2 separate regions of the Mus musculus genome follow, and region 2 is linked to region 1. A link is a loop called in an ENCODE intact Hi-C map of the cell type or tissue named here. Cell type or tissue: heart. All regions are shown on one strand. Each heading gives the region's core, and the rest is flanking DNA. Links, peaks and the distances in the headings are about the cores only. Region 1 has its middle 43 kb from the start of Spcs3. Region 2 has its middle 140 kb from the start of Spcs3.

Evidence for each region. Hi-C counts contacts between places; a loop is a spot of excess contacts. Peaks named below come from ENCODE experiments on the same cell type or tissue, not always from the same donor. Only the 100,000 strongest peaks of a DNase experiment are listed, where the experiment ranks them.
Region 2: a loop joins it to region 1, with 7 times the contacts of the local background. A loop is called at or near these places in 5 of 42 quality-filtered maps.

The regions. Positions count from the first base shown.
Region 1 is chr8:54,484,071-54,489,457 of GRCm38, reverse strand. No RefSeq gene overlaps it. Among named protein-coding and RNA genes, the nearest start is that of Spcs3, 43 kb to the left of the region's middle. In heart, for the core only: a CTCF peak has its summit at 2,698; a DNase peak (open chromatin) is centred at 2,767; H3K4me3 peaks cover 460 bases; H3K27ac peaks cover 508 bases.
Region 2 is chr8:54,391,200-54,396,586 of GRCm38, reverse strand. No RefSeq gene overlaps it. Among named protein-coding and RNA genes, the nearest start is that of Spcs3, 140 kb to the left of the region's middle. In heart, for the core only: no CTCF peak of the experiment used is centred there; a DNase peak (open chromatin) is centred at 2,876.

The DNA.
Region 1 (5,387 bases), core at 107-5,106:
GCTGAGGGGCAAGTTGTCAGAGCAGTCAGTTTGGATAGCACATCAACTGGACATGGGGGTCAGGCTTTTAACAGCCTTCTAAGCTAGTACACACACAGTAGAGTCTCCAGCTCCCTAGTCCTTCATTTCCTTGCCAAAGGGCACCGAGAGAGGGTCAGATGTATTAGCACACAGCAGCGGCTCTGTCACTGTTACCAAAAAATCCGAAGACAAGTCTCTGCCAGTTTACAGAACCAGGGCTCGAGGTTACGATCAGTGAGAGAGGGATCTAGGAGCAGAAAAGTTTACATTCTTCGTGAGTGGGAAAAGCAGGTGTTCAAGTCCCCTCTCTCAAGCAGGAAGGAGTCGGGAAGAAGAAACGGATGAACCATTGTGTGAAGGGAGATGCCCAGGCTAGACACAGAGATGTGCAAAGAACATGGCTACTGGGGTTGAGTGAGGTACCTGGGTCCTTGGCTATAACTCAGAAAGGGTAGTACCTGGCTTGGCACTTGGCCTGAGTATGAGGAGACCTGCTTTGGCCTCGGAGGCCAGTCAGGGACAGCCTGCAAATAAACACAAGCCTTAGAATCCCATTCCAGGCTTGTGTTGCCTTGGTTTGGGGTTATCGGAATTGCCTTAGACGCTCTACCTCCTTGGATATTCTCTTCGCTAATATGACCTAATGTATCTTGTACTGCTTGGTTATTTCCTTATAAATCCCTACTTTTACCCCATTTCCTTACTTTGAAATCTAGTGTGTCTTACTACGACAAGCTGGACTCTCTCTAGCTGGCACTCACTGTTCCAGTTTCATGGTTTATTAGTTTAAGGGAGTCTCCTTAGGTCTGAGATGTTTAATTAATGGCTTCCTCCTTAGCCTTTGTCTGTTAATCACACGTAGACCCTCTTTGCCTGCAAACTCCACCCACCACCTAACCAACTCTACTTCTTTTAAAGCACAGCCCCTATTTTTTTTTTCCTATGAATTCACTGCCTAGGGGTTCATTGCCCAGTCTCATCATTGCTGCTTTATGAAGTCTTCACACCCTGTCCGCTGCATCACTCAGCACAAGAGCTTGTTTGGCAACAATTTAGCTGCTTTTCATCTAAATTTGTTCGACCTTAGAACCTTGTTAGAATGAATTGATCATTGTGAGTTCCTCTTATTCCAGGGCCTTTGCCAAGACACAGCCATTGTACTAGACCCACAACAGTGACAGAGTACTAGAGTTGTAATGCAAATTTACATTTATAGCAGGGCATAGTAGTGCATGCCTTTAATTATGGCACTTGCAAGGCAGAGTCAGGCGGGTCTCGGTGAGTTTAAGGCCAGCATGGTCTACAAAAAGAATTCCAATATAACAAGGGCTGTTACACAAGAAACCCTGTAGCAAAAACCAACCAACCAACCAAACAAACAAAAAAAAAAACAAGACAATTACATTTGTATATTCACTATCTTAAGAAAAAGTGCATTTATTAATCTTTTACAGGTTCTGTTATGCAATAAATTATACTTAACAGAGGTGCTAGTAACAATAGAGGCAGTGTCACCAATTACAGGTTTGGAATTGGAAAATTTGACAGTTCGTTAGACTGTCATTTTGGAATGACACTAAAAGTACTGCCTTAGCCATTGGCCTTGGCTTTCTCTCTTGACAGATTAGAGTACGTTACTGGTTTCTTTCCAAGTGCTAGAGTTTTCCACTAGTTTTTATCGTACTCATTGAGTTTTGTATTTTAAAAGAGTCTTCAATCTTCCTTCCACAATACCGCCCATATGTCTCTCCATCCTAGGAGTGATCCTCCTGTGGAAGATTTTGGCTTTCAAACTGGAACGTGGCACCTCTGTTCTATTTTCTGTCCCACTATGCCAAGTGCCGAATTTCACTCCTGAAGTTTGAAAAAGGCCCTACGAAAATGTTTGTCTCTCTACTCAAAACTTTAAGCATACTTGTTCATTTTAAAATTGTTCTTAATGCCACAGAGGTCATAATTTCTGGAGTCAAGTTATATAGAGATTTCAGTTTCCTCGGGTTCTGGGACTTAAAAAAAAAAGATCATTTTCTCTGCTATTAAAAACGTGTTTAGTCACAATCTTCAGCAGACGTAGAAACGAGAACAAACTTGTCCTCTTCCCCTAGTCCTAAATGAGGAGAGTGGGGACATACCAATTATGCTGCTACAGGAGAAATTCGCATTTGAACATGATTTCCGTGAAAACTCTCAAATATACTCTCAGGGAAAGTGAAAACAAATTTAGCGAACTTAGACTATTCCTTGCTGCATGTTTAATGTGTTTCAAAACACTGATTTTTTTTTTTCCATCGCTCCTTTTAGTTCTTGAGAAAAGGGAAGCGCTGCAGGATGAGGCGGGAGAAAGGTTAAAAGGAAACAATACTAAGGAGTCACACTTAAGCCTGAGTTCTTCAGATTCCCATGGTTAGCAAGAATGCTGCAGAGGGCCATGAGGAAAAAAAAATCCGAGCTGTTTTCAAAAATAATAGTAGCCAAGAAGAAAGTCGAAATTTTAAGGACCAAAATGCATTTCCACGTCATTACATGCCACCTCATTTCCTTGAATTATGGCCGTGTGAAATTGATTTCTCTGTAGATTGGATTCACGGGCAGTTTCCTTTCTTACAAAGCCACCGAGTTCCTTTTCCTCCCATTAAAGAGCAGGAGTAGCCCTTCAGATTTATTAGCAGCGTAACGTCCATCCTCGCCAGGGGGACCGATCTGAATAGAAGGTTTGCTTGCTGAACAGAGAGGTGGGCTACGGGGACCTCCCACGTTCTTCTCTGACCTGCATGCTTCTGATAAGAAAGGCAGCCGCTGCCTTAAAACAATGCTGCCCAAGTTTACACTGGCAAGTGGCTTTTCCTTATTGGTGTGGAAACGTAGCCTGGGGACCTCTGTTTACTGGGTTTGCCATCAAATTTCTGAAATTGTGATCTGGAAAACAGGCATTTCTACTGATTAGAAAATGAAAAGTTCCCCTGTATTATAAAATCAAAACAGCCTTTCTTCTTGGGAACCTGGACCTTCACAAACATTTTCTGGTTTTTTCTTTCTTTTTTTTTTTCTTTCTGTTGCTAACCTTCTCTCGTTTCTGCATGTGGATCTTGTTAGCACAAGGCACAGCACTGAAGAGCTTTCTTTTTCAATCAGCATGAAAACTATGCTGGCGAGAGAGATAGCTTGGTAGGTAAAGGTATTTGGCTGGCAAGCCTGACAACCTGAGTTCAATTCCCCTGGACCCACATGATCTAAGAAGAGAACTAACTCTCAAAAACTGTCCTGTGTCCTTCACAGCCACACTGTGGCACACTATAGTGCTTGTGTAACACGCACAAACTAATTAAATAAAAGTAAATAAAAATTAAAAGTAACCTTTCAAACTGTGAAATGTGATGTTGCAGCAGCGTTGGAAGCAATCTCGTCATTTCTGTGATTACAAAAATCGAAAGCAAAATCACGTAGCCATACTGGTCAAATTTAATATAAAGAAGGGAGACAAATACCCAACCATATTCTATCTAAAATCACCGCTTTCTAATCAAGTTTCTCAATGCTTTTTAGGACGAAGGGACAACAACATTGTTTTAGCTCTGAGCAAAGTTTGTCTTGCAAGCTTACTTTTGATACAAGCAGACTCAGACAAAATTCTACATGGAGGATCCAGAAGTGTTTGGCTAAATACCCAAATACTTAATGACAACTCAAACTAATAGCAAATCAGGTGAAGTACTCCATTTTTCATCTCCACAAATTATGGTCATTATGACAACTTAGAACTGGAGATTTGAGTTTAAAAATCATCGGATCATTGGTCACTTGGTTAAGACCCCGTTCCTGAAGACAGCACACACTTTGATCACAGGAAATGAAGAAATCTAGATGTTACTGACTAGGAACCTTCCTCTTTGTTGCTGAGCCTTCATATACTGAAATGGATGCGCAGTTGTCGGGGCAGAGTATATCATCAACAGTCTTACCCTATCGTTAACCCTATAAATTACAACAAAGACCAAGTGGCAAAGTATGTTCATGGGTACAATAGGGGCATAGATATTATGGGTGACAACCAATCTCTGCTCCAATGATTTAAGGCCAATTGTGTAGAAGAAAATGCATGCTAGATACTGTAAATCTGGCAAAGGACCCGTGGTTAGGGCAATCCTAGGTCCCAAGAGCGAACCTACCACAGTTCTTTTTCTAAACCGATATATTATCAAACTATCTGCTACCCAGATACCCAGGTCCATACCTTCGTGCAGCCCTCAGGCCTCATCAGGAAAATTGTGGATGATTAATGCAGTCGATGCAGAATTTACCTTCCTGTCAAAGTGTAGAGATTAAATGTCAGTGCAGGGCTCACAAATGAGACTGCTGTAACACACCTCTTCCCCAAGATTCAAAAGTCATCGCAGAACAGAGGTAGAAAGATTTTAAGAGCCACTGTTCAGGGAGGGTCAACGTGAAACAACGTCTTCTGGGCGTGATAGGGCTGCTACATTCATGAAGTGAAGACAGCTATGGAAGCCTGCATAGCTAAACAAGTTCAAGCCAATCAGCATCCTGGCATGGAGTTGAGGGTATTTCACAAGCCTTCAGCCCTGGCTAGGGAGCAACTGGCAGTCGATGGCATATCGGGGAGGAACAGTCAGTATAAATGTGTCACCCCCTAGTAGATTGACAGTGTTTCTTTGGATGGCAATACACCTGTGAGTACAGGCAGCTTGAATTGGACTTGAAAGATTATAAACAGAAAACGAAAAGAGGTTGGGAGGGGTTGGAGTGGTGGGGCTGAAAATACAGCCTGGATTCTAGCTCTATTGTTTTACTTTCAGGTATCTTCTCACCAAAAAAACCTTACCAGGACAAGTGTGGGCACTCCTGAGTAGATTCATTCTGAACTCATCCACCTATACCTGCTTTACCTGAGAAATAATGGCTTCTTCACTACCCACTAGGACTCTGAGTGTAGATGCTAGTAGCACTTTAGTCATCATGGGGGAAAGGTCTAGGCACATCTAGAAAAGGAGACTTTGGACTTTAAAGCAGGAGTAGAAGTCTCGTATATCCAGAGAACAATCATAATGTGTTAGCACTGGGGCAGTGGAAAGGAAAGAGCATCCTCTTAACTCTTGTGAATATGTAGCTAGAGAAACACAGGGCACAAAATAGGATGCTCATTACCCATGGCAGTAACCTATAATCTGTAGTTGCATACATTTCATAAAATTATGTATTTGCAAAAGGTAAGAATATCTAATTCTAAACAAAGCAAAATCTAGAATGTCTGGATACTGCTAAAATTTGCTTGGTTATTCATGAGTACAATAACTTGGCTATTCAGGAATACAATATTCTGTCCCAAATACCAAGCCTGACTATATGAC
Region 2 (5,387 bases), core at 137-5,136, 93 kb after region 1:
TATATTTAAACATATCTCTATATTCAAAAGTCTATGTAATTATTGCTTTGTAAACCAGTATCAGTTATCTAACATGGAATTAATATTTGTGTTGGTATGTATTCCTTCTTAAATTCTCCTTTAGCTTATGTTAACATTTTTTGATGAATTCACTTTAATATTTTAAAATTCAATTAATATATTTAATTGTGTTTATGAGGGGGGGTACAGTGTGGGTCACATGCATACCAGTGCACTTGTGTGGAGGTCAGGGGACATCTAGCTTGAAGTGATTCTCTCCATAGACCATGAGAGCCCTAGCTATGGTTTGAAAGCATATAGTCATAGGTAGTAGTCAATATCTTTGCTTGCCGAGCCATATTGGCAGTCTTCATTCAATAATTCTTTAATTTATTTCTACTGGTGACAAGTTGTTTTAAAAATTTGTTTGAAAGTATATACACATTTTGTTCTTATTCTGGAAAGTTCTAGTCATTGATAAAACTTGATACTGTCATTTAATTCAGCTTTGCCTCCTCTAGCATTTATTTCAGCTTGTGCAGTCAGCTCTCAACTCTTACCTCTCTAAAGGTAAATGCTTTTATTTCTCTTATTGCCCTGAATATTTTATATTTTTCCACCACATATGTTAGTGCAATACTCCTACTTATAATCTGTATGTGCTTTTATGGATACAGGTAGATTATCTTGCTTAAATCTTTTAAGAATATATTTCAGTAGAGTTTAAATTGGTAGCCCTTTAAATTTCAAGTTTTCTTCTGACTTGATTTTTCTCTTTATTAGAAATAATGTATCTAGTTGTTAGACTAACTCACTGCACTCTCTACCTTGTCCTCTAGGTTTCTGCTATTTTCCATATTTCCAATGCTTGGTATCTTTTTGTCTTAGAATAAACCAACATTACCATACACCCATATGACCACGTCTAGCTTGTTCTAGAAGTGAAAACAACATTTGTTTTTTCATCCTTGCCTGTCTGGACAATTTTTCTCCTCAACTCTATGAATTTTCTTGATAGTTCTCAAATTTGCTGAGCAGCCTCACTTCAAGGTCTTAGCATTTGTTCTTGCCATAATTTAGACATTTTCTTCCTACTATTCAGCTGAATTTTCTTTTGATTTCGCCACTCAAAAATAACTGACTAACTCACAACTTGTCACAATACCATAGCCCCTTCATGATTTAATTTTTTTTCAGACTACAGTTCTCTCCAGGACTGATTACCATCTGACTGTTCATTTTTTTTATCTTGTGAATCTACAACACCTTTTGCTAGGGAGTAACTTATAAAATATTTCTGAGTGGGACTGAAGAGATAGCTTAGTGGTTAAGAATATTCATTGACTGTTCTTCCAGAGGACCAGGGTCCAGCATTCAGATGGCAGCTCACAACTGTCTGTAACTCTAGTTCCAGGAGATTCAACACCCTTCTACAGATAAATATGCAAGCAAAACACCAATGCATGTATAATAAAAAATAAAAAAGGTATTGTTGTGCATGTGAATGTAAGAGCAGCTCAATTACTCAATAATTTATTTTTTTTTTTTGCAGGGGAGGGAGTGTTTTTTCCTATGTTTCACTGAACAGAAATACCCCCCCTACAATCTGTATTGTAGCAATGGGAGCAGGTACAGATGAGAAGAGCATCTAGAAGGTTTGGAAGACCCTAATTTTGTCATAAGTGTGCTGTGCTGTGTCATTTTGTCTAATTAAATGTTTAACTCTGGAGAGCTGACAACATAACTAAATTGAAAGAGTTCTTGCCTAGCATTTGTGAGACACTAGGGTTGGTCATTAGCACAAACCAGGTGTGCTGCTGGAATGGCAATCCTAACATTCCAGACAGGGAGGCAGAAGAAGCATCGTAAATCTATACCATTCTTCTCATCTACAGAGTGAGTTTGAAGTCAGCCTGTACTATATGAAATGGTGTCTCAAAAAAATGCTAAATTTTCCACTCTCAGTCTCCATTTTATTTCCTATAAAATTATGTATTGAATGAAAGGCTTCTTTATGGGCACAATAAATGTAGAATTTGAAGAATTGGTAAGATTGTGCACACAACTGGTAGGAAAATTCAAACTGGTATATGGCAAAAAGTTCTCAAGCAAGGATGATGTACTGCTCCCAGTCTAGTCTGAGAGCTTCTGTGAAATGTCTAGAATTGTTGTAACTCTGAGGTGGGTGTGTTTTGCTAACCTCTTGTTGGCAGAGGTCAAGGATGCTGCAGGACATTAACAGTGCAAGCCTCGTCCAGGACAGACGTATCCAACCCAAAGTGTCAAAAATACTACAATTCAGAAGCCAAGGTATATATAACAAATGGCACTGCTCAGATTTTAGGATAAGACAAATCAGGATAGTATACCTTGAACCAAAAACAAGTGAAGACAGAAGCTGCCCATGTAGAACAGAAAAGGAATGTCCTGTTCGCGTATTGGAACAAAGATAACTATCTAAGGAACACTGATAATAGAATATCATTACAGAGGTGGGTGGCATAGTGCATGAACTTGGAAGACAATGACCACAGATGGACCGGAGCTTATCTCAGCTTGCCTCTGGGCCATGTCTCTTGGGGCATTTGTGATTACGCACATCCCAACCTCTTTGTTCCTAATTGCAGTCTGTTATATCACTGAGGTGAAACATCATCAGATTGGAGAGGAAATAAATCTACAAGATGCTCCATCAAAGCAATCTCTAGCCTTCTGGCACCTAAGCTCATCAAGCATTGATGAGGCAAACAGGAAGCCTAATGAAAATAATACAAGGAAATCTTTTCATCAACACCCATTCCTAATGTCCCAGCTATTGGATCCCTGTTATTGCTTCAAGAGTTGGAATCTGCGTTGGCAGCCAACATCGGAAGCTCTGCTTTTAAACAAGTCGAGCAGTTATTTTTACCACATGGCTCATATCAGTTAAGTGGTGCTAACCTGACCTCAATTAAGATACAGTGCTTTTTAAATGTGTTTATATTAGATCCTCCCCACTCCCTAATGCACCATGAACAATAGACAGACACACACGCACGCACGCGCACCCAGACACACACACACACACACACACACACACACACACACACGAACATGCACAGGATCACTGTTAGACTAGGACTGTTTGCTCATAATTTACCTCTTTTTTTTTTCAAAAGAAACATGTACAAAATAATTAACGTAATTAAAACTCATTGTCTTATTGGTCTGAAGAATGATAAAATTAATTTGGTACTTTTTTTATTGATTCCCATTTTCTCTCAGCTTGGATAAAAGTGAATATTTTATGACATTTTCATTATTTTATTCAGTCAATAAAGAGAATGAAAGTTGAGAGGGTGAGGGCTTTCTCCCAGGCCCTCTGAAACTTGCAAGTGTAGAAGTGATCAGAGCTCTGTGGCAGAGGATGAACCTGGGAAGATAAACTCCATCAGGGTGTGTTTCTTGAAGCAGCTGACTTGCATGATGGGTGTGTGAAGGCAGGGATGAGGATAGGGTAGGGCAGGATATCCTCTTCATCAAACATTATACATGGCTTTCCTCATCAGTAGCTCAGTGAGTCACATAAATTGTCCAAGCTCAAACACTTAGGGGATCATAAACTGAACACACCCTTCCATTAGGTTCAAAGTAAAATTATCAGACAAGGAAACTTGTAATGTCCTGTCTAGAGAGTGTGGAGAGATAATGAAGATTTTCTTAAAAAAAAAAAAAAAGGTGGGTTGATGCTTACATTAAGGCAAAGAACTTCTACAAGGTGAAAAAGAAGCATAGTGAGGTCTATGCTGGGAGAAAACATATGATGGTTTATTGGACTGGTCTATGCTAAAGGTTGTTGGTTTCTTTCTAACTTGTAGTTAGCATTTTCTTCTGACTCCTTGGGTAGAAAGAAAGGATATGCAAACATGACCTCAAAACGCCAGCAGTCATTCTACTAACACTCTGATATCTGTGTTTGAAACGTAGTTATTTTGCAATATCAATTATCAAGCACCCAATTTCTGCCACGTTTATGTAAGACAGAAAATAAATCTAAAGAAAATAAGAATATGGTGTCTACTCCCTGCAAATTTTAAAGGGAATTAGAGATGTTAAATACAAAAGCTGTAGTAAACATTGGTTAACTATAACTAAAACTATAATGAACATTGGTAAATTATGGCCTATGAACTAAATCTGGCCCATAGCAATTTATTTCCTTAGTGTCTGTGACTGTTTCTGCATTACCACAGAGGGATTAAATATTATTGCAATGTTTGTTGGCTGGCAGTGCCTAAAGTATTTACAATTTGTTCTTTTACTTAAAAGCTCACCAAACCCCAGCTTGCAATGATGTCACATACACAGAAGTAAGTAATTTGTATACACATTGAGGTCTACAGAAGCAGCTGTGTATTATTCAAAGTTTGTAAATAAACCAACACAACTTAAAAGAGTTAAATAAAATTGGCAGTGTCAATAAAGACAATAAACTAAGTGATCTTGCACTGGATCCTTAGTTTACGTACTCCATTGACAAGGGGTAAAAATATCTCAATATTTATGGCAATATATTCAAGTAATTATCTTTTTTCCCATTATAAAATTAAATTTCATGTGCTTCCTTTTGCTTATAGAACTTTAGACAAGTTTTTAAAAAGCCAGTTTCAAATTTTTCTCACCTCTCTTTCTTGGAGCTTGATTAGTGGGACTATTGTATAATGACAGGAATAATTGTTGTCGTTCTCGGTCTTCTCTGCTTTCAGGTCCCCATATGACTTTACATTGTATTTCCAATTGGAATGCAAAGTCCTTCTAACCCCGATTTAGTCATGTGATTTGTTTGATTAGTGGGCTCTGTGTAGACATGCTACCAGAACATGGAAACTATAGTCCTCAAATATCTAGGGTTCTCATTTTTCAGGTCTTTGCTTCTGCTGTGAGAATGTGGCTAGGAGAGCCTACTTGAAGGCAAAGCAGGGCCAAGTCATTGTGAGTACTTCAGTGGGCAAGGAAGAAACTCTAGCAAATGTGAACAATAAAAGCTTATACCTCAGTGAAGACATATGGTTATTTGCTGTGTACCATTATTTCATAACCAGTAATAGATATAGAAAGTATATATCATAAAACCAGTATGTAGGAAGCAAGAAATATGACTAGGTCAGTTTGCTTCCTAATTATTTATTATCATTCGTGCTTCTTTATTCCCTTTTTCCTCTTTCTCTCTCTCTCTCTCTCTCTCTCTCTCTCTCTCTCTCTCTCTCCCCCTCCCCCCACATCCTCCTCCCCCTCCCTCTCCCCCTTTCCTCCCCTCCCTCCGTCCCTTCCTTCTTTCCTTCCTTCCTTCCATTCATTTCTTTTGTTTGTTTATTATTTTAGAAACCATTTTATTCTGTGTTACCTAA